2 separate regions of the Homo sapiens genome follow, and region 2 is linked to region 1. Evidence: chromatin loops called from intact Hi-C (ENCODE). Cell type or tissue: endothelial cell of umbilical vein. All regions are shown on one strand. Each heading gives the region's core, and the rest is flanking DNA. Links, peaks and the distances in the headings are about the cores only. Region 1 has its middle 76 kb from the start of TARS1-DT. Region 2 overlaps LOC124900637 (a long non-coding RNA gene).

Region 1 (15,963 bases), core at 4,246-9,245:
ACTCCATCTCAAAAAAGTTAAAAAATGAAAATAAAAGAAAGGATCTCACCCTGACCCCCAGGCCAGAGTGCAGTGGCACAATCATGACTCACTACAACCTTGACATCCCAGGTTCAAGTGATCCTCCCACCTCAGCCTCCTGAGTAACTGGGACCACATGCGTGCACCACCACACCGGCCTAATTTTTTGAAAACACTTTTGTAGGGACAGGGTTTCCTTATGTTGCCCAGGGTGATCTCAAACTCCTGAGCTCAGGCAATCCTCTTGCCTCAGCTTCCCATAGTGCTAGGATTACAGGAATGCGCCATCATGCCCAGCCAAAACTGCCCTTTTAATCTCTGGTGATGGCTCTATCTACAAAATTAAAGATTTTTTTTAATAATAATATAACAAATCTCAGACCTAGGATTGAACACCCTTTCTACTTTGAGTCTGGATAAAACATAATCTTCACAGCCACCAAAGCTAAATATCTCTCTAAATCAGCCTTCTTCTTAACTTAGATCTATAGGATCCTGTCTCTCTCAGGGTTTTGGTCTCTGACTGTTTCAATGATTCCCTCTCCACTGATCTCATGTTCTCCCCTCCTTCCAACCGCAAGAGAGGTAAAATGCTTTCCTCATCCCCTCTGTTGTCCAGTCTCATGGGGAAGACAAAGTCATTGGGGTTGAGAATAGCCAATGAATAGGTCAAAGGCAAAGACTGAGACCTGGAGAACAGGAAAGCCTCACCAGACAGCATCAGTGATAACTGGTGGGGTTGGAGAGAGGGAGTGCAGACATAAAAGGACTCTTCCTGCTGAGAAAAATACTTAATATTAGGTATTTAAATGTAAGAACTGTCTTGCTATAATAAACGTCAGTTGGCCCCAACTTTACATTTTAGGAGTAAACTTCCCAAACTATTTTTATTTTAAAAAGACAAATGGAAATAAGCCTTGAAATAAAGATGCATAAGTTAACTAAAATGTCAAATTTCTTTGCTTTATGCTGAACTGATGAGAAATCAGCATGTTAATTTTAGTTATCTCATGATTAAGAGTTATAGACATCTCATTTAATACATAAGAAAGTGACTTCTTTATGATAAATGCAGTCTGAATTGTTTTTCTGTCTAAATTTTGAGTTTTTAGAAAACTCTTTTAAAAAGTTAGGAAAGAGAAACTGTAATTAATTAAAAGAGATTTATGAGATATAGCAACCAAATAAAATGTGTAGGCTTTGTTTGAATCCAGATTCAAACAAACTGTTAAAAAATATTTTTGAGGGGCCAGGACCAGTGGCTCATGCCTGCAGTCTCAGCTGCTTGGGAGGCCAAGACAAGAGGATTGCTTGAGCCTAGCAGTTTGAGGTTACAGTGAGCTGTGATCATGCCACCATATTCCAGCCTGGGCAACAGAGTGAGGCCCCATCTCTAAAAATATATATACATATTTTTGAGGCAATAAGAGAAATTTCAATATTAATTGCGTGTTAAATGATAAAAAGGAATTATCACTAATTTTGTTAAAAATGATGATGGCCTTGCAGTTATAAGAAAAAAAATCCTTATCAATTGGACATACATACTGAACTATTAACATATAAAATTGCGGGATGTCTGGGGATTTGCTTTTAAAATACTCTGGGCAAAATAAAAGGAGAGCAGAGAATTTAAAAGAAACAAGATTGACAAAAAGTTGATAACTGTTGAAGTTGGGCAATAGATACATGGAGACAATTACACTTTTTTAATGATTTTTATGTATAAGATTTCCATAATAAAAAAATTAGCTTTCAAAATATGTTTGCAACAACGGCATTCACAGGGAAAATAATACAAGGAAAAATGTTAGAAACTGCTCTTCATCATTTGGCACAGGGAATGTGTAAATCGAGAGATTAAAGGAGAAAGAGATCAATGACATAGAATGGTGAAAGAAGATTTCAACAAGGAGGAGCAAATGGAATTAGAACTTAAGGAATCATAATGGGAAACAATTTAAAATCAGATAAATAGATTTTGATTAGGAGAGAGATTTTCTTTAATGAAAGACAGGAATAATGACCCAAACCCCAGATCATGGTATAAGAGATCTAAATTAAGTTTATGGGAAAAATAATAATAAAGAAGTCAATAATAATAACACAACTGGCAGCAACTGAGTGCTTATCACGTGCCAGGCACTATGCAAAACACTTTACATTAGTTCATTTTCATGTTGCTGATAAAGACATAACCAAGACTGGGCAATTTACAAAAGAAAGAGGTTTAATCATCTACAGTTCCACATGGCTGGGGAGGCCTCACAATCATGGCAGGAGGCAAGGAGGAGCAAGTCACATCTTACGTGGATGACGGCAGGCAAAGAGAGAGATTGGGCAGGGAAACGCCCCCTTGTAATGCCATCAGATCTCATGAGACGTATTCACTATCATGAGAACAACACAGTAAATACTTGCCCCTATGATTCAATTACCTCCCACTGGGTCCCTCCCACAACATGCGGGAATTTAAGATGAGATCTGGTTGGGGACACAGCCAAACAGTATCATTCCACCCCTGGCCCCTCCCAAAGCTCATATCCTTACATTTCAAAGCCAATCATGCCTTCCCAACAATCCTCCAAAGTCTTAACTCATTTCAGCAGGCCAGGTGAAATGGGATTCAGGCCTGTAATCCCAACACTTTGGGAGGCCAAGGCAGGCAGATCACCTGAAGTCAGGAGTTCAAGACCAGCCTGACCAACATGGTGAAACCCTGTCTCTATTAAAAATACAAAAATTAGCCACGCATGGTGGCACATGCCTATAATCCCAGCTACTCAGGAGGCTGAGGCAGGAGAATTGCTTGGACCCAGGAGGCAGAGGATGCAGTGAGCTGAGATTGTGCCACTGCACTCCAGCCCAGGTGACAGAGTGAGACTCTGTCTCAAAAAAAAAAAAAAAAAAAATCTTAACGCATTTCAGCATTAACTCAAAAGTCCACAGTCAATCCAACATCTCATCTGAGACAAGGTAAGTCCCTTCCACCTATAAGCCTGTAAAATCAAAAGCAAGTTAGTTACTTCCTAGATACAATGAGCTACAGGCATTGGGTAAATACAGTCATTCCAAATGAAAGAAATTGGCCAAAACAAAGGGGATACAGGCCCCATGCAAGTCCAAAATCCAGCAGGGCAGTCAAACCTTAATGCTCCAAAATAATCTCCTTTGATTCCATGTCTCACATCAAGGTTACACTGAAGCAAAGGGTGGGTTCCCATGTTCTTGGGCAGCTCCACCCCTGTGGCTTTGCAGGGTACAGCCTCCCTCCCAGCTGTTTTCACAGGCTGGTGTTGAGTGTCTGCAGCTTTTCCAGGTTCATGGTGCAAGCTGTCAGTGGATCTACCATTCTGGGGTCTGGAGGATGATGGCCCTTTTCTCACAGCTCCACTAGGCAGTGCCTCAGTAGGGACTCTGTGTGGGGGCTCTCCGACCCCACATTTCCCTTCTGCACTGCCCTAGTAGAGATTCTCCATGAGAGCCCCACCCCTGCAGCAAACTTCTGCCTGGACATCCAGGAGTTTCCATATATCTTCTGAAATCTAGGCAGAAGTTCCCAAACCTCAATTCTTGACTTCTGTGCACCTGTAGGCTCGACACCACGTGGAAGTTGCCACGGCTTGGGGCTTGCACACTCTGAAGCCACAGCTCAAGCTCTATGTTGGCCTCTTTCAGCCATGGCTGGAGCAGCTGGGACACAGGACACCAAGTCTCTGCCACACACAGCACAGGAACCCTGGGCCTGGCCCACTAAACCATTTTCTCCTAGAATTGAGAATTCTGACATGTCCTGGAGACATTTTCTCCATTGTCTTGGCGATTAACGTTCAGTTCCTCGTTACTTATGCAAATTTCTGTAGCTGCTTGAATTTCTCCTCAGAAAATGGGTTTTTCTTTTCTATCACATTGTCAGGCTGCAAACTTTCCAAATTTTTATGCTCTGCTTCCTTTATAAAACTGAATGACTTTAACAGCAGCCAAGTCACCTCTTGAATGCTTTGCTGCTTAGAAATTTCTTCTGCCAGATATCCTAAATCATCTCTCTCAAGTTCAAAGTTCCACAAGGCAAGAGCAAAAATGCCACCAGTCTCTTTGCTAAAACATAACAAGAGTCACCTTTGCTCCAGTTCCCAATAAGTTCGTCATCTCCACCTGGGACCACCTCAGCCTGGACCTTATTGCTGATATTGCTATCAGGCTTTTGGTCAAAGCCATCCAACAAGTCTCTAGGAGGTTCCAAACTTTCCCACATTTTCCTGTCTTCTTCTGAGCCCTCCAAACTGTTCCAACGTCTGCCTGTTACCCAGTTCCAAAGTCACTTCCACATTTTCAGGTATCTTTCCAGCAGCGCCCTACTCTACACTCTACTGGTACCAATTTACTGTATTAGTCCATTTTCACACTGTTGATAAAGACATACCCAGGACTGGGCAATTTACAAAAGAAAGAAGTTTAATGACTTACAGTTCCACATGGCTGGGAAGGCCTCACAATCATGGCAGAAGGCAAAGAGAAGCAACTCACATCTTATGTGGATGATGGCAGGCAAAGAGAGAGATTGGGTGAGGAAACTCCCTTTATAATACTGTCAGGTCTGGTGAGACTTATTTGCTATCATAAGAACAGCATGGAAAAGACTTGCCTCCACGATTACCTCCCACCGGGTCCCTCCCACAAGATGTGGGAATTCAAGATGAGATTTGGGTCAGGACACAGCCAAGCCATATCACACTTCATACACATTTCTCATTTAAGCCTCACAACAATCCTATGAAGAATGGGCTATTACTAGCTCCCAATCCACCTCTTTCATATTTGAAGAAACTGAGCTCAGAGAGATAAAAATAACTTACTGAAAGTCACATGTTAAGAAAAGTCAAAGCTAGACTTAAATCCAGGTCTGTTTGAATCCAAACCCCGAGTCCTTAAACATCTCATTATTCTGTTCCTTGTGACATGGCACATTTTTCTACATACAAGGAAAGCATAAGGGACATTTGGGGCTATAGTTCCTAGCATTTGTGATTCCCTATTGTTGCCTGAAGTGTTTGAGGAACAATATAATAAAGAACTATGGAGAATCCCTCAGGGAAAGGTTTACAAATAATACAAGTACATGACACAAGAGAGAAAGTGAAGTACCTAGTCTCACATTTCAGCAAAGAAGCAGGAAAGAGAAAAGAGAATTCCACATTTGTCTCACACCCAGAGGTGATGAAATACCATAAAAAGGACTAGCTTAAGAAAAACTGAGAAGTATGTATGCCATGGTCACATTCCCCTGCTCTTGGAATCCATTTCTACCCTAAAGACAATCCACCTAAGTGTTCCAACTGTAGAGTCCAAGATTGTTCTACGCTCTCCTCCATGAAACATTTTTCTCAGGCAACAAATTCATATCTATTTACTTATTCTATGAGTGTGGAATAGAATGGTTGTCTAGCTTCTCCCAGGTATTTACATTTTATGCCTTAACACATTCCTACTCCGCACTTCTCTCCCAGTAGCAATCAAAACAATCCCCAACCCTCCTTGATCACGAATAAAGGGCGTGTGAACTGGAGAGCCAAGGAGTTCTTGCCTGAGCCTTGAAACGTGCATAATCCGACTAGTAAATTCCTCATGTAATGGTGTTAAGGACTTGGGACATTATCTCTCATAGTCTTGAATAAAAATTACCATGTGGAAGTTGGAGGAACTGGGCTTTTATTTTCCCACTTTTTGCTGCTAATCTGCTGTACTATCTTTGGCAAGTCGCTTAGCCTCTCTGGGCTTCAGATTCCTTATTTGTAATGGGCCAGGGCCATAATTAAGAATTGGTTTTATAGCTTATTTCTAGCTGCAGAATCCTTTCATCAAATGATCATCTTTCAGGAGAACCTACAGTGTATAACAGACAAAAAGTGAAACTACTAAGGGAGGAGGGGTGAGGGGACCCCTTCCCATGCTCCTTTATCACGTTAAGGTGCTTCACAGCTTAAACATCCCATGATTATTAGTTAACTCCCTGCAGTCTGAGAAGGAGGCAGGGTCCCAAGTGGGCCACTGCACCAGAGGACTCCCTGGCCCCCAGATGGCTGCCTTCTTTTATCAATGAGCCTCTTCCTAAAGCAAATAAGCAAAGAGAAATCCCACAGAAACCAAGTCTGACGTGAGGACTCAGGGAGTCGATGGAATACTCAACTCCATCCAGGCAAACTAAAACACACTCCAAGGAAGAGATAAGGTTTACGAAAAGGAAACTAACACAATCACTTAAAAGAATTTCAACACTAAACCACTTGAGCCAGGCCACCGGGAGGCTGCAAAACATCAAGGTCAGCCCTGAAAGAAAAGATTTCACAGGGACCCATGACTTGATTTTCCTCTTTTGTTTCTCATTGCCCTGGGGTCAACCTCTTTGAGGTCACTAAGTGCAGGAAGTGTCAGTGGCAGAGTACATAGGAATTTCTCCTGGCTCTGAGTCTTGCAGGACCTCAGCACACTGGAAAGACAGTTACAGGAGGAATGACTATAAATGAATAAATCTGGAATTCTGAATATACCAGACAAAAGCAGCTAACTCAAGAGGGTCACCAGATGAAAAACAAAACAACTTATTTTTGAATTTCAGAAAAACAACAAGTTTCAGCTATATTTGAATTTCAGATAAACGACAAATGTTTTTAGCATATGTCCCAAATATGATGTACTTTTAAAAAATCATTTATTTGTCTGAAATTCAAATTTAATTGAGCATCCCATATTTTAATTTACTAAACTTGGCAACTTTATCCTCATTTTTTTTTAAGAGACAGGGTCTCACCCTGTCACCCAGGCTGGAGCGCAGTGGTGAAATCATAGCTCACTGAACCTCAAACTCCTGGCCTCAAACCTCCCAGATTGCTGGGATTAGAGGCGTAAGCCACAGTTCCTGGCCCAAATTATTTCTTTTAAACTGTTCCTTGGAAATGGTTTTTACAAGATGAGGAACATTCCTTCCACTAGCCTCTATGGAGTTAAAGCTTCAGCCTTGATTTAATGACTTACTGCACACACACACACACGCACACACTCCAAAAACAAAAACCAAAACCCTAACTTGCACAACTCCTATTCTGTGAAGACATTGTCTCACTCCAGAATGGGTCTTCCCAGGCTTCAAGATCCACCAAAGAGAATGGACTTCCAAAAAATTATTTTACTAAGGTACATAAGAAGAAAGCACCTTTTCAAAAATTCATTTTGGCATCAAGAATGTATGCTTTTTCCATGGTGGTTTGGGAATCATTACTTTAGAGATTTCATGACAAAGAGATGAGGCTAATTTATTATTAGTGTTGGTAAAGTTTAGTGAAAACTGAATTCTAAGAGAAAGATTGGAAAAGAAAACCAAAATAAGGACTAGTACTAAAATAAAGAATTGACCACATTTTTTAAGGAAGTTCAAAGAAAATATTTGCAGAATACTTAAAGTGCCTCCATGGATGGAGCCTTGTGGGAACAGCATTTGAAAACACTTGCTGGCTATTCTTTAGGCCTTTGCTAGCAGTGCATTTCTGCGATTCTAGTTACTCTTTAGTAGAATGTCTCCATATTTAACCCAGGCTATGGAGAGAAAGGACATGGTTCTCTGGATGCCTACTCAATCTCAGAAAGCACAGGCCAGTAAGCCTCAACCAGGCTGAGTTCACTAGAGCCCCTTCTGACCTTGAAGAGTTCCTCCCTACAATGTAAATAACCCCATGTTTTCTCTTCTTGCATAAAAAAAAAGTATACACAGACAAATCTTCAAGCACCAATTTCCTCACTGAGATCATGCCCCTATTACAACGGAAGTGTTTTGCTGAGAGCTATTCATAGTAATTTCCGTTGGTAGTGATATACCCTCTGTTTCTGGTAAGTGCAAGGAAATCCACCAGCCTCTTCCTAGCAACCCCTTACTACTCACATAAGAAAGTGACCTACAGAAATAGGGATGGCCACCCATAAGGTAAGAAGGTGGGTCAAGAGTCCAAGAAATAGGAAGAAGCTGGGGTGATTTTGCTTTATTCTCCTGTAACCTCATCACCACATTTTTGTGTATGAGAAGCGAAGTAGAAAGGCACCCCATGGTCTCCTTCTGCCTTCACAACAATCTAAATCCTCCCTCTTCAGGCAGAGGGGATTTTAAATTAAAAGAGGCTTAAGGGTCACAACAACCAAATAAAACGAGTAGACCATTTTTGGCTCTAATTTAGCATAACACCAAAAAAGAAACGTTAAGACAGTCAGAGAAATATGAACTTGGTATTAAATAAGTAATATTCAAGAATTATTATTAGTTTTGTTAGGTGTGACTGTTATAAAATTGTCCTTTTTTTAGATGCATGCTAGAGTATTTAAGGGTGAGAAACGCCATTCGTCTACTTCAAAGAGTATGTTAGAAATTTTTTGTAGTTTTTATTTTATAAAAAAGAAGAGAGGTAGAAAATGAGTATGGCAAAATGTTGAAAGTCACTGAAGCTCATCTCTAAAATGGAAATACAGTTCACTCTTGAACAACGTGGGTTTGAACTGCACAGGTCCACTTACACACGGAGTTTCTTCTGCCTCTGCCATTCCCGATATGGCAAGACCAACCCCTACTCTTCTTCCTCCTCAGCCTACTCAACATGAAGACAACAAGGGTGAAGACCTGTATGATGATCCACTTCCACTTAATAAATAGTAGATATATTTCCTCTTCCTTGTGATTTTCTTAATAACATTTTCTTTTCTCTGGCTTACTATATTGTAATATTACAGTATATAATACATATAATATACAAAATATGTGTTAATCAACTGTTTATGTTAAATCGGTAAGGCTTCCAGTCAATAGTAGGCTATTAGTAGTTAAGTTTTTGAGGTGTCAAAATTTATATATGGATTTCAACCACACAGGTCAGCGGCCCCAACCCCTGTGTTGTTCAGCGGTCAACTGTAGTAAGATTTACCTTGTTGGACCGTTATTAAGATTAATGAGTTCATAAATGTATTTAGAGTAGTGCCTGACATATAGTAATCATTCAATAAATGTTAGCCATTATCATCGTTAAATAATTTCTGAAAGCATGAAGGTACTCTACAACATCATCTAGTCCAACTCCTTTATTTAGTAGAAGAAACACTTAAGGTAAAAAATGTTTTGTTTTGTTTTAAATGTCACAATGTTAGGTAAGTCAGAGCAGGTTCGAATTCAGCTTTCCCAGAACCCAGGCCAAAGGCCCTTTCCCTACACTTTACTCACTTTAAGATATATTCAATATTGAATTGAGTCAGTGTCTACCATGCTTTCTGCTCAGTACTAAGTAAAATACTAGGTCTTTTAAATAATGTAACATCTAGTTGAGATATAGTAATAATACTGGATTTTGTATAGTGGCTTTCACTTTTCAAAGTGCTTCTAACAAGTTCAAGGACAGGAAAAACATCTGTGGTGATGGAATAGTTGTTGCCTCAGGGTGGGAAGGATTGATTGAAAGGGGATATGAAATGGACATGTGGGAAGTTTCTGGGATGATATCTTAATTGGAGTGTTGGTTACATAGATGTACAGGCATACCTTGGAGATACTGCAAGTTCAGTTCCAGATCAGTGGAATAAAATGAATGTTGTAGTAAAGTGAGTCACATAAATTTTTTTGTTTCCTAGTATATATAAAAGTTATCTGTCGGGTGCAGTGGCTCACATCTGTAATCCCAGCACTTGGGGAGGCCAAGGTGAGCAGACCACCTGAGGTCGGGAGCTCGAGACCAGCCTGACCAACATGGAGAAACCCCATCTCAACTAAAAATACAAAAATTAGCTGGGCGTGGTGGCATATACCTGTAATCCCAGCTACTCAGGAGGCTGAGGCAGGAGAATCGCTTGAACCCAGAAGGCGGAGGTTGTGGTGAGCCAAGATCGTGCCACTGCACTCCAGCCTGGGCAACAAGAGTGAAATTCCATCTCAAAAAAAAAAAAAAAAAGTTATGTTTACACTACACTGTAGTCCATTAAGTGTGCAATGGCATTATGTCTAAAAAACAATCTGCATGCCTTAATCTTAAAATGCTGAATTGGTCAGGCACGGTGGCTCACGCCTGTAATCCCAGCACTTTGGGAGGCCAAGGCGGGCAGATCATCTGAGGTCAGGAGTTTAAGAACAGCCTGGTCAACATGGTGAAACTCCATCTCTACTAAAAATATAAAAATTAGCCAGGCTTGGTGGTGCATACCTGTAGTCCCAGCTATTTGGGAGGCTGTGGCAGGAGACTCGCTTGAACACGGGAGGCAGAGGTTGCACTGAGCCGAGATTGTGCCATTGCACTCCAGCCTGGGCGACAAGAGCAGACTCCATCTCAAAAAAAAAAAAAAATGCTGTATTGCTTAAAAAATGCTAATGATCATCTGAGTTGTACTCTTTTGGCTGTTAGAAGGTCTTGCCTTGATGTTGGTGACTGCTAACTGATCAGGTTGCTGATCAGCTGGGTGGCTTTGGCAATTTTTTAAAATAGGATGACAATGAAGTGTGCCATATGAGTTGACTCTTGAGAGAATCTCTGGAGCATGTGATGCTGTTTGATAGCATTTTACTCACAGTAGAATTTCTTTCAAAATTGGAGACGGTCCTCTCAAACCCTGCCACTCTTTCACTAAGTTTATGTAACACCCTAAATCCTATGTTGTCATTTCAACAATGTTCATAGCGTCTTCACCAGGAGTAGTTTCCATCTCAGAAACCACTTCCTTTGCTCATCCATAACAAGCAACTTCCTCCCCTGAAGTTGTAAATCCCTCAAGTCATCTACAAGGGTTGGAACCAACTTCTTCCAAATGCCTATTAACGTTGTTATTTAGGCCTTCTCCCATGAGTCACTAATGTTCTTGATGGCAGCTAGAACGGTGACTCCCTTCCAGAAGGTTTTCAATTTACCTTGTCTAGATCCATCAGATAAATCACTATCTATGACAGCTATAGCCTTATGAAATGTGTTTCTTAAATAATGAGTCTTGAGAATCAAAACTACTCCTTGATCCATGGTTGCAGAATGAATGTTGAGTTACCAAGTATGAAGACAACATTAATCTCCTTGTGTATCTTCATCAGAGCTCTTGGGTGACCAGGTGCATTGTCAATGAGAAGTAATATTTTGAAAGAAATGTTTTCTTCTGAGCAGTAACTTTCAGCAGTGGGCTTAAAATATTCAGTAACCATGCTGTAAACAGATGTGCTGTCATCTAGGCTTTGTTGTTCTATTCATAGAGCACAGGCAAAATAGATTTAGCCTTAGGATTTTCAGAATGGTAAATGAGCATTGGCTTCAACTTCAAGTCACCAGCTGTATTAGCCCCTAACAAGAGAGTTAGCCTGTCCTTTGAAACTTTGCAGCCAGGCGGTGACTTCTCTCTAGCTATGAAAGTCCTAGATGGCACCTTCTTCCAATATGAGGCTGTTTCACCTACATTGAAAATGTAGTTTAGCCACCCTCAACAATGATCTTAGCTAGATCTTCTGGATAACTTGCTGAAGCACGTACATTAGCACTTGCTGCTTCAACTTGCATTTCTATTTTATAAAAAATGGCTTCTTAAACCTCTGAATCAACCTCTGCTACCTTCCAACTTTCCTTCTGAAGCTTCTTTACTTCTCTCAAATTTCATAGACTTGAAGAGAGTTAGGGATTTGCTCTGGATTAGGCTTTGGCTTAAGGAAATGTGTGGCTGGTTTCATCTTCTATCCAGACCACTCAACCTTTCTCCATATCAGCAAGAAGGTTATTTTGCTTTCTTATCATTCATGCGTTCACCGGAGTAGCACTTTAAATTTCCTTCAAGAACTTTTCCTTTGCATTCACAACTTGGCTAACTGTTTGGTGCAAGAAGCCTGGCTTTTAACCTGTTTCAGCTTTCAATATGCCTTCCTCACAAAGCTTAGTAATTTCTAGTTTTTTATTTAAAGTTAGAGACATGCAATTCTTCCTTTCATGTGAACACTTAGAGGCCATTGTAGGGTTATTAATTGGCCTAATTTCAACATTGCTGTCTCTCAAGGAATAGGGAGGCCTGAGGAGAGGGAGAGAGAAAGGAAACAGTCAGTCAGTGGGGCAGTCAGAACCCACACATTTATTAAGTTTGCTATTTTATAGGGGCATGGTTTGTGGCACCCCAAAACAATTACAATAATAATATCAATGATCACTGATTATGGATCGCCATGACAGACATAATAATCATTAAAAAGTTTAAAATATTGCAAGAATTACCAAAATGTGATACAGAGACATGAAGTGAGCACATGCTATTGGAAAAGTGGCACCACAGACTTCCTTGATGCAGGGTTGTCACAAACCCTCAATTTGTAAAAAACACAGTATCTTCAATGCACAATAAAATGAGGTATTCCTATGTACATTCTCTAAAATTCATCAAATTGTACACTTAAGATCTATGCATTCAATCGTTTGTAAATATTACCTCAAATTTAAAAAAAGCTACTTCTACATACATATATTTCTCTGGTTTCTCAACACTGTTAACTACAGCACATAGATATTTCTTAAGAGTTGAGAAAATTGAAAGTTCTAAGAGGGCATGTTCACTGATACATGGCAAAGCTAATGCTAGAAGTAGGTCTCTTGATTTCTCGTCCAACATGACTTCAAATACAAGAGTAAACTGAGACAACATAAAGCACAAATATTACTGAAAAAAGAGAGGAGGCAACAGAAGAATTGCTAGCCTTGTTTGAAGAAAATATGGAGGAGATAGAGAGCATCACAGGACAGAAGGCTATGTGGGTGAAGTGGGAGTTATCCAAGTCCATTGCTAATATGCTCTGACTTACTTAATGCAGGTGGCATCTGCTCCTCTCTGCCAAAATGTCTCAAGCTATTGAGAGCAAGAACCATATTGTTCTGACTCTTTAATCAGGTCCCATAGCAACGGCATGCAGTAAACTCCAGGCATAAATACTGTCACTTCAGCTTTTCCTCTGGGTCATCAAATTCTGCTTCTTTATCACTTCTCTCAACCCCTTCCCAATGAGGAAGGGACACTGTTAAGTCTCCCTTGGATAAAATCTGAGCCACTTGACTCTACTTTTCCTAATGGCAGATGCCTTGAAACCAGGAGAAGCATAAAAAACTTTGGGCTTTCTGTGGGATAGGGTGAGTGTTTAGTGATTAAAATAAAAGTCCATTGTGCTTTATTCTTCCCTCCAGATCTTATCAACATGGAAAATAATGCCCTTTACACAATGGCAAGGAAAAGTACAATGTGGTCTTTAATCTGTCCTTCATGTAAACACATGAGCCATTCGGCACCAAGTAAGCAAAGAGCAGTTTTATTAAGTGGGCAAGGGGGTGGGGGGTGCGGGGGGGATCCTGTCACTTTCACACAATGCATCAGAGCTGGGCTGTGTAATGTCACTATAGTCTTAAGGTAGAACTACCCACTAAGGAGTTCTAAACTGCTCCTGTTTTTATTGGCTTGGATAGCCTGTGGTTTAACTGCACGTAGCTGAGTGACTCAGTAGAGTTCATTGACGTACACTACCCTCATTATCTACAATGCACTAGCTTTTAGGACTGGAAGGTTCCTTAAAGATCCAGGGTGTGGGGAGTGGCAGATGGAGTGGGGAAGGGTCAAAGGTGAGGAGTGGTCCAGTTTCACTACAGATCTGTCAGAGCTTGTGACCTGCATCTTTCCTGTGGATCTTAATATACCATTGAGTCTTTGATTATTTCCTGTTCTGTTAGTCTCTAATTGCTCCATCCGTGGTGGCTTTGCTTGCCTAACTACATCAAAAGCTCCCAGGAGGAGATCTTATTATAGTGCTAGGCCACAGCAGACAGTAACTACATGCCTTTCTCACAATTCTCATGTCTGGCACCTACTATGTGCCAGACAATGGATTCTTACAATTACCCTATGAGAGAGGCACTATAATCCTCACCTTACAAATAAGAAAGCCAAGGCTAACAAACTAGGACATGGCAGAGCTAAGATTCTATCTCACGTCTAACTTAAAATCCCATGGACTTTTCATTAATCCATTTCATTAATCATGACATTTCCATTATAAGAAAACTTTTTGTAGCTACCATTACCTATGTAACTCTCAAACTTTAGTAACTGCTTCCTATTACATTAAATTAAAACTTTCCAAGCTACCTTTTTGCATTATTTATCTTAGCCATTCTTTAAAAATTAGGAATTGTCGGCCGAGTGTGGTGGTTCATGCTTGTAATCCCAGCACTTTGGGAGGCCGAGGCTGGTGGATCACCAAGTCAGGAGTTTGAGACCAGCCTGGCCAACACAGTGAAATCCCGTCTCTACTAAAAATACAAAAATTAGCTGGGCGTGGTGGCAGGCACCTATAATCCCAGCTACTTAGGAGGCTGAGGAAGGAGAATTATTTGAACCCAGGAGGTGGAGGTTGCAGTGAGCCGAGATGGCGCCACTGCACTCCAGCCTGGGTGACAGAGCTAGACTCCATTTCAAAAAAAAAAAAAAAAAGGGAATTGTCCCAATGACCAATGGTTGGGATTTTTTACTTGTCCTGCTGGATCCATTTTCTCCATTTTTCACCCAGCTCTGTCCCCTGAAAGTCCAGGCCTTTATGAACATCATTCAGTTCTCTTCCCTCTGGATTTCACTTGGGTTTAGCCAATGGGAGGCACTGGATGGAGGTCAAGGAAGGGAAGAGAGTGATGATGATGACAATGTTTTTTCTTGATTTTATAATTCTGACATGACTAGACACTGCAGAGCTTCATTGGCTTGGCTGGGATCCTCTACAATGGCCACAGCACCTATCCTGTGGTTGTCTTCTAGAACCATGGCTATTCTCTTTAAGGCCAAACTTCTCCCTTCAGTTGCCCATTCAGTTTTAGGGGTACCAACTTCTAACTCACTGTTGCAAACCCCAGGGTGCTTCACCATTCCTTGTTACTTTCCCTTATAACCAAGTTACAACTATGTAAATAGTCCCTAGGTTGAACTTTCCTTGTTCAAAGTGGAAATTGTTCCATTTGATGATCTCACTTATTTCCCGCAGGGACTCAGATTGCTACAACCTGAGCTCTGAAATCTGTTTTAAATCACTGATGAAATGTAAAATGTCTTTTCTGTATACATTTACACATTAATTCCACAAATATGTATTGAGCAACTATTGTGTGCCACATACTGGGGAGCAGATGTGGCCACTGCTCTCCTAGAGCACATAATATAGTAGGGTAGATAGATATAAATGGGTAATCATACACACTAATGAAAAACTACAATTGTGCCATGCGCTTTGAAGGAAATGCACATGGCCCATTGAGAGCTTATGATGGGAGTCAATCTAGTCAGGGAGATCAGAAAAGGCTGGTATGAAAAAGAAAAACTTGAACAGATATCAAAAGGACAAACAGTTGTTTATTGGGCATAGAAGGAAAGAAAGATCATTCCAGGCAGAAACGAATGGTTGATAAAAGCCAGTACACAGGAACAGAGAAAGCAGGAGGGCACTTGAGGAAAAATGAAGCTGAAGAGGCTTTGTAGACCATATTAAAAATCTGTCTTTTTTTTTTTAGATGGACTTCCGCTCTTTTGCCCAGGCTGGAGTGAAGAGGCACAATCTTGGCTCACTGCAACCTCTGCCTCCCAGGTTCAAGCAATTCTCCTGCCTCAGCCTCCCAAGTAGCTGAGATTACAGGCACCCGCCACCATGCCTGACTAATTTTGTATTTTTAGTAGAAACGGGGTTTTGCCGTGTTGGCCAGGTTGGTCTAGAACTCTTGACCTCAGGTAATACACCCTCCTCGGCCTCCCAAAGTTTTATGATTACAGGCGTGAGCCACCACGCCTGGCCTAAAAATCTGTCTTTATCTTCTAGTTGCAATGTGAAGATTGAATTGGAAGGCCAGAGTGAATAAACATAGACCAGATGGGAATTTATTACTGGAG
Region 2 (15,963 bases), core at 4,383-9,382, 87 kb before region 1:
GCCGAGTGCCTGTGCCTTCTGCTAGTGTTTTAAGAAAAGAAAACTGATAACAAACACCATTTGCCAAGACAAAGGCATAATTTTCTTTGTCAAGATTTTGTCTGGAGTGAAGAATATGAAGGGAAAAAAACCTAAACATGTGGCATAGGTTCTACACAAATGTATCTGAAAAGGAACCTTCTACCACATGCAAAGGAGAGTCTGGTTAGAGGGTGAGAAGCTGCAGTTCTGAGTTTTGGATCTGGGAATGAAGTGCTAGTGCGAGTTGACACCTGTGAAGGTAAGAACAGACTGGAAGAGAACTAAGTAAGGAGAGCAAAAAGTGAAAAGTCCTGGCCAAGACTTTCATTCATTCAAGAAGTTTTACAATACCCATACATCAATTCAATTCAGTTCAAAACAATGATTGGCCATCTACTACAAGTCAAGCACATGCTAAGCACAGTTGAGGGTACAAAGTGAAATAACACGTGATATATCTAAAAAATGTATAGTCTCAGAAAGAAAACTGGTACGTTTTTATGAGTGAAGAGATAGTCCAACTCACTATTCACTTTAGAGGGACTTGAACAAAATGGCATACTAAAAGGGCAGAATTTAGAGTCACCAGACCTGGATTCAAACCCCGACTGTAGCAGTTATAAGATTTTGGGTAATTCACTCAACATTTCTGGCCTTACTTTTCTCACTTGTTAAATAGGAATGATATTTTGCTTGCCTATAGAATGGGTTGAAATGAAGGTGTGTGAGAACTGCAAAGCTCAGACACATGGTTGCTCATAATGGTATCTCACCTAACTACCATCTATTCTAACTCTACTGTGCTGCACCTCACATCCCCAAACACCTCCCAGTCTGCCCACCCTTTCCTTTGCCTATGTAGCCCTCTTACTTGTCTTTCCAGAACTCACATCTTAGGTTAGCTCCACCTGGTAGCTCTCCCTGACCCAAACCTCACCCTTAGAAAAAGATATAGTACACACCCTAATCATATCATTAACAAACTACATTGTAATTCTGTGCTTACTTCCAACTCATTGGATTATGAGCTCCGAGATGGCAGAAACCATGTCTCATGCCTCTTTAAATCCCAATTTAAATCTTTAAATCCCAAGGATTTTCCTTGTAGTGGTGATGGATTTATTCTTTACCCAGTCTTCTTTATAACCAGTAGTACATAGCCAGGTTAGGAATAAAGTTTGTGACCATAAAAGAGGATGAACAACTACCCTCGCACAGCTCTCCTCAGGTCATTAATGGTATGTGCTAATTTCAGTACAACCCAGATAATACACAAGTATGAGGGTCATTATGAATTCATCTAATAAATTGACCACAGGAAGGTACCTAAGAGGTTTGCCTTACTTATTAAAAATACTTCTTTATTTACAACATAAGTAGTATTAATCTCAGCAAGCAAAAACCATAAGAGGATTCATGAAGAGAAAGCTGATGAAAAAGAAGTTCAATCATGTTCCTAATGACATACACAGCTTCCTAAGAACACACCATTGAGTGGTAAGTCCCCTTCTAGATCCTAGGATTAGGGTTCACATTAAGTGAACCAAGTATTGACCAAAATTGAAGATTTTCCTTGTACTTCAGTTTCATCTTTAAATTCTCCTCTTCAGCAGAAAGATACTTGTAGAAAGAATTTCAAATAGGAGGTAAATAGACATACAACGCAAGCCTTGACTTGTTGCTGAGCACAGTAAAACAAGCTGCAGTCTCCCCCAGGGCTATTAAAACTAAATGCTTGAAAGTAGCACAATAAATGTACAATTTAATATAGTATAAATTTGCTTTATATTATAGAACTAGAACCTTGAAAATTCATTGCAATTAATAACCAATTTTTATGGAAAGTTAAAATTACATTTGTCTCTCCAATTTTAAATGCAAATATTTCAAATAATGCTTGGAAACTGGCAAATGGGTCATTTATAAAGTTACTAGTTTTTAGCTGATGTGTCTGCTTCTTGATCAGTAGACTTGACTTCAGTGAAAAGCAGCTAATACACAATAATCTGTTAAAAGACCAATGGCCTACCTCTTTATAGCTGAATGAATGCTACAGAGAGCAGGTTATTTCCACTTGCTTTCATCTCCTTAGTGAATGCAGAATCTGAAATAGGTGTTTGAATACACAGGGTTTGGTTGACCAGGGCCACATTTTGAGGGCAGGGCTATCTGAATGAGAATATGATCATTCTATAGTTATAAGAAGTACAAACTATCTTATAAAAATATAATATTTCATATGGAATTGGACATCAGAAGAGACATTAATCATTACAGAGTACTCAAAAGTCAAGTTTAGCATAAAAATTATTACTCTATATTTTCAGCTCTTGGCAATTTGAAGCCTTATTTTAAAGGATCTTTTAATGTTAAAGAGGTCTTTCCAGACCATACGTCTGAAAATGAAAATAAAATATCCAAACGTACTCTATCAGATTTTACTTTTTGGTAGACAGACATTGGAAATAAATTTATAAACAGAAAAATGTGCTAGCTATAATAAATAAAAAATTGGAAAAAGTAGTTCTTTCCATCTCTCTCTCTTTTTTTAAACAAAGGCTGCCTATAAACTCCACATCCTTCCCCAAATATACTTTGGCACTGCTAGGGAAAGCATTTCTGGTATGTAACAAATCACAACCAATTGTTCTGTTATGGAATAAAAAAAGTCAATATTTTGCTGTCATTGCTAAAAATTCTACAATAAAAGCAGCCTTTCACTACCCACAAGCTAATACTTTCTAGCAAAAAGAATTTGTTTATTATACTATTTGTTCCCTCTTAAGAGGGAACAAAAGCATCCTAAATTTGTTTCCCAAAATAAAAATAGAAAGATGGAGCTTCTTTGATATTAGCTCATGAACAAACTAAAACACAGAGGACAGAAATAAATCAATAAATCTATTCTATAAAAAATTTCTTAATAAAATATAAAATTCTGGTTATGCAAAGATGCTATCATTGGGGGAAGTTGGTAAATGGTGCACAAGAATACTCTACTATTTTTGTAACTTTTAGTGAATCTAAAATTATTTCAAAACAAATGCTAAAAAAGCAGAGTTACCATTTCACCTATCCTGGCCTGTATCCTATATATGAAAGTACTGAGTGAGTAGAAAAGTCTTTTGCCATTCATCATTGCAAATGCCCACCTAGAACACTAAGGTTTAGAGTTTATACATTTAGAATGCTATAGTCCACGTAGCCTCTGAATAGAGGAAGCAGTACCACAATGAATAACAGACATAACAATACTTTTAGTCACTTGCCAAAGAAAAGACGCTTGCCAAAGAAAAGACTCTAACTGGAGTGAGCTCTGACAGAATTATTAGTCATCCTCAGAAATTCCATCAGCACAATCACTATGGATAATAAATAATCATCTCAGGGTCAGTCAGAAGAAACATATAGAATCTCAGGAATAAAAAAATTGCATATTGCCTGTAATCCCAGCACTTTGAGAGGCCGAAGAGGGTGGATCACCTGAGGTCAGGAGTTCGAGACCAGCCTGGCCAATATGGTGAAACCCCGTCTCTACTAAAAATACAAAAAATTAGCAGGCCATGGTGGCAGGTGCCTGTAATCCCAGCTACTAGGGAAGCTGAGGCAGGAGAATCGCGTGAACTCCAGAGGCGGAGGTTGCAGTGAGCCAAGATCACGCCATTGCATTCCAGCTTGGGCAACAAGAGCAAAACTCCGTCAAAAAAAAAAAGAATTGCATCTTACCCATGGGGCAGATCTAAACCGCTATTGTTCACCCATATTCGTGCACTAGTATATTCAGTGAAATTTTGAGCTATGTACAAAACTGAGCAAACACAAGGTGTATATATATATATAATATAACATAATATATTATATATATTATATTTATGTTATATAATATATAAATATATTATATATATAACATAAATATAATATATATATTATATTTATATTATATATTATATATATTTATATATAATGTGTGTATATACATATATATATATACACACATAAAAATTATATCTGTTTGGGACAGAAAAAATAGTAAATGTGCTTATCCTAGGAGCTTTAAGTTCTTTTCTAACAAATCTGAAGGTGAGCTACAATTTTCTATTCTTCTTTTTCTATTCTTCTATTCTTCCCTCACTGTTTACAAATGAAAGTAATTCACAGCTACCCTGCACCCTGAGCTCTGTATATTTTCTTTTTTTAAAAAAAAAAAGTCAGCGTCCCTATAGGAAACAGATGGCACACTGAAGGCAGAAGAGTTTGAGGATGCTTTATTTATAACAAGATGTATACAATGTGTGGAAGGATGTGAGGGGAGAGGCAGTAAGTAGGTCACTTGAAGGCTCACAACGCCCAAGGATCTGTTAATACTCCTAAGCACAGTGGAAGGGGAGTGAGGTGACCGTAACCCAAGAGGAAACTCGTCATGTCAGATGGTCACCTTTGAAAGAGAGACAGCCACTGAAAGTAAACTCAGGAAAAATGCCCAGAAATATGAGCAAGGCTCCCACTGACCAAAAGCATCCAGAAGCTAGAGGCACCAGAGTCTGACTAGTCTATACCTATCAAGTTTCTAGGGGCCAAAGCGGGGTGAAGCAGGTATGAATAAAAAGAGACAGATCTGGAGAGGTGACTCCAACCTAGCCAGTACACCTTTGACACCTTATGAACAGTGTGCTAAACTCATTCTTGTTTTCATGGTAGCAGAAATGAAAATAATAATGTAAATCATCAAATATGAAAAAATACAGAATGTAATATCTACTATAGACATTCAAAATACATTTGTAATCTCTGATACTTGTGTAAGATAACCTCCAAGTGTTAGTGTGATTTTGGGAAAACATTTTAACTTTAACCTAAATAAAGCCAATTAGTGAAGATATACCTGATTTTATAAATACAGTTGTGCATTGCTTAATGACAGGGAAATGTTCTGAGAAATGCTTCATTAGGCAATTTCATCACTGTACAAACATCATAGAGTGACTTCACAAACCTGGATGGTACAGCCTGCTACACACCTAGGCTATAAGGTGTGAACTATTGCTCCTAGGCTATAAACCTACACAGCATGTTACTGTACTGAATATTGTGGGCAACTATAACATTATGGTAAGTATTTGTGTATCAAAACATACCTAAATATAGAAAAAACACAGTGAAACTATCTTTTAAAAGATAAAAAATGGTACACCTGTATAGGGCACTTACCATGAATGGAGCTTGCAGGACTGGAAGCTGGTCTGGGTGGGTCAGTGAATAAGTAAGTGGTGAGTGAATGGGAAGGCCTAGCACATTATTGTACACTACGGTAGACTTTATAAACACTGTACACTTTTCCTACATTAAATGTTATTTTAAAAATGCTTTATTCAATAATAAATTAACCTCAGCTTACTGAAACTTTTTTACTTTATAAACTTTTTGATTTTTTTAACTTTTCGATTCTTTTGTAATAACAGCTTAAAACAAAAACACAATTGCAGAGCTACACAAAGTATTTTTTCTTCATATTATTATTCTATAAGCTTTTTTCTATTTTTAAAATAATTGTTTTTAATGTTTTAAACTTCATTTAAACTAAGACACAAACACACTGGCCTAGGCCTATGATATCAGTGTCTTCTGCCTCCACATTTTGTCCCACTGGAAGGTCTTCAGGGGGAATAACATACATGGAGCTGTTATCTCCTATGGTAACAATGCCTTCTTCTGGAGCACTCCTGAAGGACCTGCCTGAAGCTGTTTTACAGATAACTTCTTTTTATAAGTAGAAGAAGTATACTCTAAAATAATGATTAAAAGCATAGTATAATAAATCAACCAGTAACATAGTCATTTATTGTCATTATCAAGAATTATGTACCGTACATAACTGTATGTGCTGGACTTTGATATACCTGGCTGTACAGATTTGTTTATATCAGCATCACTACAAACACAGAAGTAATGTGCTGCACTATGACATGGCAACAGCTACATCATTGGGTGACAGAAATTTTTCAGATCCATTATAATTTTATGGAACCACCATAGTATATGTGGTTCACCACTGACAGAAACATCATTATGTGGTATGTGACTGTACACATATGATTGGTTGCAAAAATTAATAAATGGTTTTAAATTATCTTGCTTTTTTATTATCTCAGCCACCAAACACTGACATTACCATGAAGACTCAGTAGTTTCCTAATTATATCCTACATATTGTTTTAAAAAAACCATCCTTGTGTGTCATATTCTAAGAGGTAGGAGATAGAGAACCAGGCAAAGCGTTAAAGATGCAAGGGTGGGATTCCACATCATACATCATTCCTGTGGAGATACATCATGTTAATTAATATCGCTTTTTCCATTTACAAAAACAAACCATGCCTCTCAGATAAAGACTTGAGAAGATATGATGATATTAATTTGCTATTTCTGTCTAGTAACTGGGGCCATAGTGAGATCCCACAAATAGATTTACTCAGGACATACATCAATTAGTGTGGTCATTTTTTGAAAACACCAAGAGCTAAAAATAAATTCAAGTGCCTTCTTATTTTCTTTGAAACATTTTTCGTTTTCTCAAGATAAAATATTTGAAATAAATTAACAGAATCTAGTTTGTTGCCTAGTCCAGCATTGTCCCTCCAAAGGGAGGCTTAAAAAAATATATGCTGAATGAATGACAGTGGTATTCCCCAATTCTGAGGACTTTTAACATTTACAGTGTGTGTCCTACAACCAAGGACTTAACAATTAACTGTGTGATAGGATTAAAATACCATAGTTTTGTATCAGCTACTGTATTCTGCCATCCCAGGAATTTAACTTTCCTGTGTTTAAAAAATAGGAGGGTGGCGGGAAAAAGGGTCAAATGTCTGCTGAATACAGGAAATCCATAGCAGGCTGTAAACCAGAAAACATCAAAAGCTGCACCAGAAACTCTGGACAGATGAAAACTGTGAGACTCCATTTCTTACTACTGTTTAATGAGAAAGGCAATAAATTCAACATGAAAACCACAACTTGTACTCTCTCGTCAGGATCTCCTCAAAAATATGTGCAGAAAAGATGGTTAAAATGCTTCCAGGCTTGCCTGGGAAGAAAGAAAATATGTGTTTGGGTCATACTCAAATATAGCACCAGACATACTTGTTCCCAACACCTGGAGATGTGACCATGAGGAAACTGTCACAGTGAGGGCATCTAATTGGCATCAAACTTCAAGAAGAACTAAGACACGAAAGGAAGTCTGAATATCCTGCCAAAATACCATCGGGTGCAGAAGATTAGAGGTGGTCTGCTATGGTATGAAGTGACCTCAGGAGATTCTGGCTGATAGCAACTGATTCCCAGGGCTGAGAATTTCAGAGCCAATTAAACATTCATATGGTAGAAACCTTGGAGGTCTGACCATATCGAATATTTTCAAACTCCTAACCATATTGTGGGAAAGTCTGAGTGGAAATTAAAGAGGTGACATGACTGGACTCCCAGACAAATAAGACAAGTATGTGGCTGCCTATCAGATCAAAATGATTCCCCACATGGAAAGGATTCTCTAAGTGTGGCCAGACTTGTAAACTAGAGCCAACAATTCTCCAGTCTTACATTATAGTCAGACAAAAACAGTGTCCTAAGAAGAAAGAGCCAAAAATCTCGCTGCAACTTTTCCCCTGCCCTTGATTCTTCTTTGCTCATCAGGTGACTGGTTTTGTGTTGTGCGCCTCTCTGTGTGCTTAGTGCACAGCTGTGCATTGTATAAGAACATATAAAAGGCTTGTGCTGGTGCCTATTAGCAGCAACTTTCCTGAGAGGGACAGGGTTAGGGAAGAAAATCAGTATGAGCTTACTTTTCTGTCTCCACATCTCAGTTATTATGAAGAGATAAAATTTGATGAAATGAGGATTAGGAGCAGTGATTTTAAAATGATATCAGAAAATTGCAGCTTGAGGGTGAAATGAGAGAAATTCTATCCCTTTTGGCATAAAATGGCAAAACTGTGGATTGATTATATTTGTGTAAGTCCTTTTGTGCATCTGTTGGCAGGATGACTTCCTTCTTCCCATCACCCACTTCCCTAAGTCATTTCCCTGACACTAGCACAAAAAATAGAGATGAAAGTTTAGGGAAAATTCTTTTACTATCTAGAGATAGCTCTGATCATAGACATGACTATGCTTTAATAAGAACAGTGAATCCTGAAGCAGACAGTAATGAAAACAATCCAGGATTCCAGCTTATAATTAAGCATGCTTAAGCTTTAGTGATAATTACCATGGAGATTTTAATTCCCCTCAGCCAATTAGCTTAGTTAGTGAGTGCAAGCGAAACCGAGGTCATGGTTTTCTGTACTTTATAAACCAAATCTGGATTTGATTAATTCTGTGACTACAGGCTATACTAGCATTTTCTCAAATTGTACCAAAGACAATGGGCAAACCCACGTAGGTTAGAAAGAAAACAGTCTAAAATGCCCAAACTTATGGTCAGAAGCCTAGGTTGAGATATTGGTTTCCCCAGTGACTACTTATGCAGCCTTGGGACAACTCAATTTTTCTGAGGCTCTGTTGCTTCACCTGAGAAATGAATATTTAAAATATCTTGTCTTAAAGAACTGTTACAAAGATCAAGTGGGTCAATTATATGAAGACACCTCATAATGTATAGTCAACTACCTCCCATCCAAGTACTAACCAGGCCCGACCCTGCTTAGCTTCCAAAATGAGACAACATCGAGCGTATTCAGGGTGGTAGGTATAGCCATAGACATTCCTCCAATAACTGGTATGAAAAAATAAATTGTTATTGAGGAATCAGCTGACTTAACATTATCTTAGAGTGAAAAGTAGCACATCTAAATTTGCATAAAAGACCACTCTAATTATGTAAATACTTGTTGAACTAAAGAAAGAAAGTGATATGTCAGTAATTTCAAATAAACGATTCCTTTGCAAGTCAATTTCCTAGCCCTGTGGTTTCCAAGAGGTGTTTTCGTACAAGCCCAGGGATCTTTGAAGAAGCAGCAGCTCAGAGGAAAGAGAAAGACAAGTAAACAGAGCTCCAGAACTCTCACCCCTGACTTCAATCAGAGCACCTATTGGTATATACAAGATTTTCAAACTTGCAAACGTTTACCATAAATATTCAGCTCTCCAGATTGCTTTGTGTGTCCTAATACCCAGATCCTGCCTAGTGAATCTCTGCCGTATCCCAGCATTTCTTTGGCATACCTCTCTTAAAATTTAAGAGGAAATATTACTGATGGTATAGTTCACCAAACATCTTAAATCTCAGACAGGTATGTTGTGTCTTTGTTCTCGTTGGTTTCAACGAACATCTTTATTCCTGCCTTCATTTCGTGATGTACCCAGTAGTCATTCAGGAGCAGGTTGTTCAGTTTCCATGTAGTTGAGTGGTTTTGAGTGAGTTTCTTAATCCTGAGTTCTAGTTTGATTGCACTGTGGTCTGAGAGACAACCCCATTGTCTCAGCCCAAAATCTCCTTAAGCTGATAAGCAACTTCAGCAAAGTCTCAGGATACAAAATCAATGTACAAAAATCACAAGCATTCTTATACACCAATAACAGACAAACAGAGAGCCAAATCATGAGTGAACTCCCATTCACAATTGCTTCAAAGAGAATAAAATACCTAGGAATCCAACTTACAAGGGACGTGAAGGACCTCTTCAAGGAGAACTACAAACCACTGTTCAATGAAATAAAAGAAGATACAAAGAAATGGAAGAACATTCCATGCTCATGGGTAGGAAGAATCAATATTGTGAAAATGGCCATACTGCCCAAGGTAATTTATAGATTCAATGCCATCCCCATCAAGCTACCAATGACTTTCTTCACAGAATTGGAAAAAACTACTTTAAAGCTCATATGGAACCAAATAAGAGCCCGCATCGCCAAGTCAATCCTAAGCCAAAAGAACAAAGCTGGAGGCATCATGCTACCTGACTTCAAACTATACTACAAGCCTACAGTAACCAAAACAGCATGGTACTGGTACCAAAACAGAGATATAGATCAATGGAACAGAACAGAGCCCTCAGAAGTAACGCCGCATATCTACAACTATCTGATCTTTGACAAACCTGAGAAAAACAAGCAATGGGGAAAGGATTCCCTATTTAATAAATGGTGCTGGGAAAACTGGCTAGCTGAACGTAGAAAGCTGAAACTGGATCCCTTCCTTACACCTTATACAAAAATTAATTCAAGATGGATTAAAGACTTAAACGTTAGACCTAAAACCATAAAAACCCTAGAAGAAAACCTAGGCATTACCATTCAGGACATAGGCATGGGCAAGGACTTCATGTCTAAAACACCAAAAGCAATGGCAACAAAAGCCAAAATTGACAAATGGGATCTAATTAAACTAAACAGTTTCTGCACAGCAAAAGAAACTACCATCAGAGTGAACAGGCAACCTAACAGAATGGGAGAAAATTTTTGCAACCTACTCATCTGACAAAGGGCTAATATCCAGAATCTACAATGAACTCAAACAAATTTACAAGAAAAAAACAAACAACCCCATCAAAAAGTGGGTGAAGGACATGAACAGACACTTCTCAAAAGAAGACATTTATGCAGCCGAAAAACACGTGAAAAAATGCTCATCATCACTGGCCATCAGAGAAATGCAAATCAAAACCACAATGAGATACCATCTCACACCAGTTAGAATGGCGATCATTAAAAAGTCAGGAAACAACAGGTGCTGGAGAGGATGTGGAGAAACAGGAACACTTTTACACTGTTGGTGGGACTGTAAACTAGTTCAACCATTGTGGAAGTCAGTGTGGCGATTCCTCAGGGATCTAGAACTAGAAATACCATTTGACCCAGCCATCCCATTACTGGGTATATACCCAAAGGAATATAAATCATGCTGCTATAAAGACACATGCACACATATGTTTACTGCGGTACTATTCACAATAGCAAAGACTTGGAACCAACCCAAATGTCCAACAATGATAGACTGGATTAAGAAAATGTGGCACATATACACTATGGAATACTATGCAGCCATAAAAAATGATGAGTTCATGTCCTTTGTAGGGACATGGATGAAATTGGAAATCATCATTCTCAGTAAACTATCGCAGGGACAAAAACCAAACACTGCATGTTCTCACTCATAGGTGGGAACTGAACAATGAGAACACAAGGACACAGGAAGGGGAACATCACACTCTGGGGACTGTTGTGGGGTGGGGGGAGGGGGGAGGGATAGCATTAGGAGATATACCTAATGCTAAATGACGAGTTAATAGGTGCAGCACACCAGCATGGCACATGTATACTTATGTAACTAACCTGCACATTGTGCACATGTACCTAAAACTTAAAGTATAATTAAAAAAAAAAAAAATCTCAGACAGGTCTAAATTTGGTCACCGGAGTGAAGAATAAATACTCTGATGTCTCTAAAGACTTTACTTGGGTTGCCAAATTCTCTCTGACAGGCTCTGGAAATACAAATGGAAGGGCTTTAAGTATTATTTCCTACTTTTCCCAGTACTTCTTTCTGTATGTGCATACAGACAAGCGGGCCATCTCAGGAGGGTGACTGGAAAAGTAGCAGGAGCAGTGGACTGGGAGTCAGCTCTGGGACCAACTCATGACGTGACCTTTGACCGATCTCTAGACCTCTAGATTTAAAAAAAAAAAATTGACTGAGCATCTCCTCAGGCGTTTTTATGGCAGAAATTCTATAAGCTATGTATTAATGACTTTTATAATAAATTAAATAAAACAAATAAATTTATTTAAGGAAATTACCCTGGCATAAGTCCCTAGCTGTTGCAAGGCTTAATTTTCTCCACTACACTGTGTAGGATATAAAATATGCTAAGGCTTCATGAGCAATATAGAAACACTCTGGTGACTGGCTCTAAGATTTATCATGATGGCTGCAGCTTGCTGTGCTGGAATAACTTTCCTTGGAATGGGAAATACAATAGCTTATCATTTTCTTATAGAGTTAAGAATGGTTTTGCTTTTTGAAGAAGAAACTGACTCCGTAAGAAAACTGTAGGATAGTGTCTTGTTAAACCACATTCTTCATGCCAATAATTGAAGTTATATGGATTCAAGAATATTGTTTCTCTTTAAACTGATGCACATGATTTCATTAAAAATAAAATTTAGCATGGAAGATGTTTAAAAATACACAGATTTGCTTATTCTTCTCAAGAGCAATGAACTCAAACTCGACTCTATAATCATCATAAATAAAGATTCTGCTTTGCTATGTGCTTTATCTTGGCGCTAAGAAGAAAAACCTTCATCTATTTATATTCAGTCTGCTCCTATCTTTTTGTTTATTTAGACTTAGATACAACAGTCCTTTACTTGCTTGTCACTACCATTGCTCACAACTTTTTCTAAAAGCCAAAATGCTGTCAGAAACCCAAACTTCATCCATTCATTAATCTTTCGGCGCCACAACCTGGGAGGTCAGTATCTGGTCACTGTCTTCAGTTTCATATGATATGCAATATTTATATCACGTGGATCTGATCTAAATAGCCTAGTCTTGGAACTCAGTCTAAGAAGGTCATTTGGCTTACAAAATACTACTTGGCCTACATAATAAACACTGGTCCAGCACACAGGAACTACGCTGCCCTTTACTCATTCTTCCCAGTGCCCCAGACCTGACCATGGAAGAAAAAATAAGTAGCATTAGCTACCTATCTATATTTCAGGAAGTAACTTTTTATTCCAAAAGAACATTTCTCATTGCCTGTCACTACTCCTTTGTATCTTGCATTCTTTTGCATCTTGAAGGTTTTGGATTCTTTAGGAATTCCCCTTAAAATTGAGATGTCAGAGACAAGGTGAAGTTAAGGAGGTTGGGGTTCGGGGGTAGGTGGATTATTGTAGCAACTCAAGAGTTGAAGAACTGAAGAATCTGAAAAATGAAAGAAAGGTATATGCTGAAGGAAGGTGTGAGAAATCACCAAAAATCAACATTGCTATCTCATAATTTTGCCAAAAACCAGCCTTCCTATTATTTATCCCTGCAAAAAAAATGTGAACCAGTTTGCTTTCAGCAAACACTAAATTTCTATGTTCAAAAAGTAAGCAAAACATCTCTAAATAATAAAAATTAGTGACATATCTTACTTTATTCTGCCGACTTAGCAGTTTTCTGAGAAATCAATGAAAAGTCACTGTATTTGACCATCTTTGGAGTTTTCCTCTAAAGTGAGACAATTAATAATAAATAATAAAACGTGAATGGTGGCAGCTTCTGATCGTTCTCTTCCCGACCCAGTTTATCAGGGTGTTTCATTCAACTCTCACAGCTAGTCCATTAACCTTGTGGCATTCAAAATGGTATTTGCAGATCACTGTATTTCCAGGTACTCAATTTCCATACATTCTTTTTATTAAAGCTGATCTGCCTGAGGATATGCCTGTGGTGCTCGTTTATAATCTCTTTCTCCCTCCCACAAAAGATAGGCAAACTTTTTACCCATCCAGAATCTTACCCTAGTTTGTGGCCCACAAATGTCAAAACTTCTGGGGCACCAAACAAAGCAACATTTTCAAATATCAGTATCAGCTTTTAGAAAATGAATTATTCTGACAGGGAAGCAAAACCTTTGGAAAATATGATGGTTTCAAATTCTTTGCTTTTAGCAAAATTGAAGGAGAGCCAAAATCAACTTGTCAGCTGATAAATCATTAAAATTAATCTTGATGAAAGTTAACTTACATGAATTTTGGCATTTATTGCAAAAAAAAAAAAGAACTAAGTGAATACTGCTCTAATATCACACGGAATAACACTGCTATAACAAACTTATTCCATTCCATTCTTATCTACTTATTTGTATGAATAAGATTTATAGCATCTACGCATTTAAAAATTAACAGAAATAAAACTGATGCTAAATCCCATTTCATCCTAGCAATAAATAGTAAACATAGACACATGAATTGATTGGGAAAACACCTGACCCATCTAATAATGGTAATAAAGTATGCCTAAGAAAATTTTACTTTATGTTAACAATTATATATTATTTTAAAAATATATATTTATCTTGTACTAATCATGTAGTAATAATATTGTAATGATAATGCAATTCAGGAGAATGTTTTAAATACTTAGAGCCTTATGGTCACAGAAAATTCACTGTTTTAAGTTTTATAAGAATGGACATATGTCTTAAGAGGTATGTAATGAGTGATCCATAAAGTAAAGCAAGCATAAAACTATTTACATTATGATTTATGAAAGAAAAATGCAATGAAAATTATAGTTCCAAGAGAGATATAAAATTTCCAACTGTTAAAAAGAGCTTATGCAAGTATTTTTAAATATATGATTGCCTTTTATTATAATTGCACTTATATGCCACTGAACATATTCTAAAAAGTCATACAGTAGTTTTGTTTTAGTATGTCAATATTTATAATAATACAGTGACAATTCCATCATTTGCAACTATTTTACTTCTTCTTTTTTTTTTTTTTTTTGGGATGCAGTCTCGCTGTGTCGCCAGGCTGGAGTGCAATGGTGCCATCTCGACTCACTGCAACCTCCGCATACTGGGTTCAAGTGATTCTCCTGCCTCAGCCTCCTGAGTAGCTGCGACTACAGGCGCGCACCACCACTCCCAGCTAATTTTTTTATTTTTAGTAGAGAGGGGGTTTCACCGTGTTGGCCAGGGTGGTCTCAATCTCTTGACCTCGTGAACCGCCCACCTCAGCTTCCCAAAGTGCTGAGATTATAGGTGTGTGCCAGTGCTCCTGGTCAACCATTTTACTTATAACAAAAATTTTGAATGTCAACAATATGCAAGGAGGTTAATAGTTTTTCAAAATTCTCTTAGAAGTAAAAAAGCAAAATTCTTTGATACTATCATATTCTCTAATGTTAGGGCAATTCTGTGGCATTTTCAGCAGCTTATAAGCAAATTTGCAAAAGACAATAAGGCTTGAAGGCTGAGACCCATTGGAACCATTTGTGCTTCCACTATTGATCTAAAATGCCAGCATAGTCTCAGAGGCCTCATCGGTATCTGAGAGACTGTATGTGAGTTCTGTTTCAAATGCTTAATCCATGTTTTCACTTTATTATCAAAGAATTAACAGTATTTCACCAAATCTTACATGAAGTTATTTCCTCTTTTAATTTGTATGCAATACCATCATCATTAACAGTGTGTCACAAAGAGACATGAGCACTTAGAGGAAACAGAACACTCTCCAGAGTCTCTACTCCCAGCTCAGCCACTTCTAGCTGAGTGAACTCAGATAACTCTGTTGAGCTCTGAAATCTGTCTTTCAATCTGTAAAAGAAAAGAAATTAATATCTGCCTTGCTACTTCACTGGGTTTTTGTAATAAATGATGTTGTATTTCTTACTAAACTGTAAAGATCTATGTAAAACTTAAATACTATTTTTAGTGAAAAAGTGATTATTGGTTATCTACTCTCTAGCACTATGCTACACACTACTGGGAAATAAAAATACATATTCCCATTTTCATGCTTAAGAAGCTTCCAAACTACTTACAGAACGCAGAAGTGAGAAGGAGGATGGTGCAGTAAGAATAAAATCACATAAAATAGAAAGCAATACTGCTGGTCTGACATTTCTCTTGCCTATTCTTTTCTTCAACAACAGATAACATTCTCTGGCTAACGGTGATTAAGCCCCAGGAAACATATCCAAGACACGTAAGAATACTTTTCAGCCTTCTAACACAAGTATGAACTGTAAGAAAAAGAGAGCTGCATGCTCTTTTACCATCTCAACTTCCCCCAAATTAAAGAGACTTGAATGTAAGGCAAAGTTTGTTTTTTTCAGCTTGTGCATATATTTGTATATTTATTTGAAAACTTTGGCCTTTTTACAAAGAGGGAAACTAAATGAAAATGAGGCATTGCCGACAGAGGCTATTCCCC

The links. Peaks named below come from ENCODE experiments on the same cell type or tissue, not always from the same donor. Only the 100,000 strongest peaks of a DNase experiment are listed, where the experiment ranks them.
Region 2: a loop joins it to region 1, with 4 times the contacts of the local background. A loop is called at or near these places in 1 of 110 quality-filtered maps.

What each region holds. Positions count from the first base shown.
Region 1 is chr5:33,356,765-33,372,727 of GRCh38, forward strand. No RefSeq gene overlaps it. Among named protein-coding and RNA genes, the nearest start is that of TARS1-DT, 76 kb to the right of the region's middle. RefSeq lists an enhancer at 5,989-6,652. In endothelial cell of umbilical vein, for the core only: no CTCF peak of the experiment used is centred there; DNase peaks (open chromatin) are centred at 6,297 and 7,807; H3K27ac peaks cover 2,694 bases.
Region 2 is chr5:33,269,173-33,285,135 of GRCh38, forward strand. All of the region lies in intron 1 of LOC124900637 (a long non-coding RNA gene), which reads right to left. Among named protein-coding and RNA genes, the nearest start is that of LINC02160, 47 kb to the left of the region's middle. In endothelial cell of umbilical vein, for the core only: no CTCF peak of the experiment used is centred there; DNase peaks (open chromatin) are centred at 6,989 and 7,259; H3K27ac peaks cover 995 bases.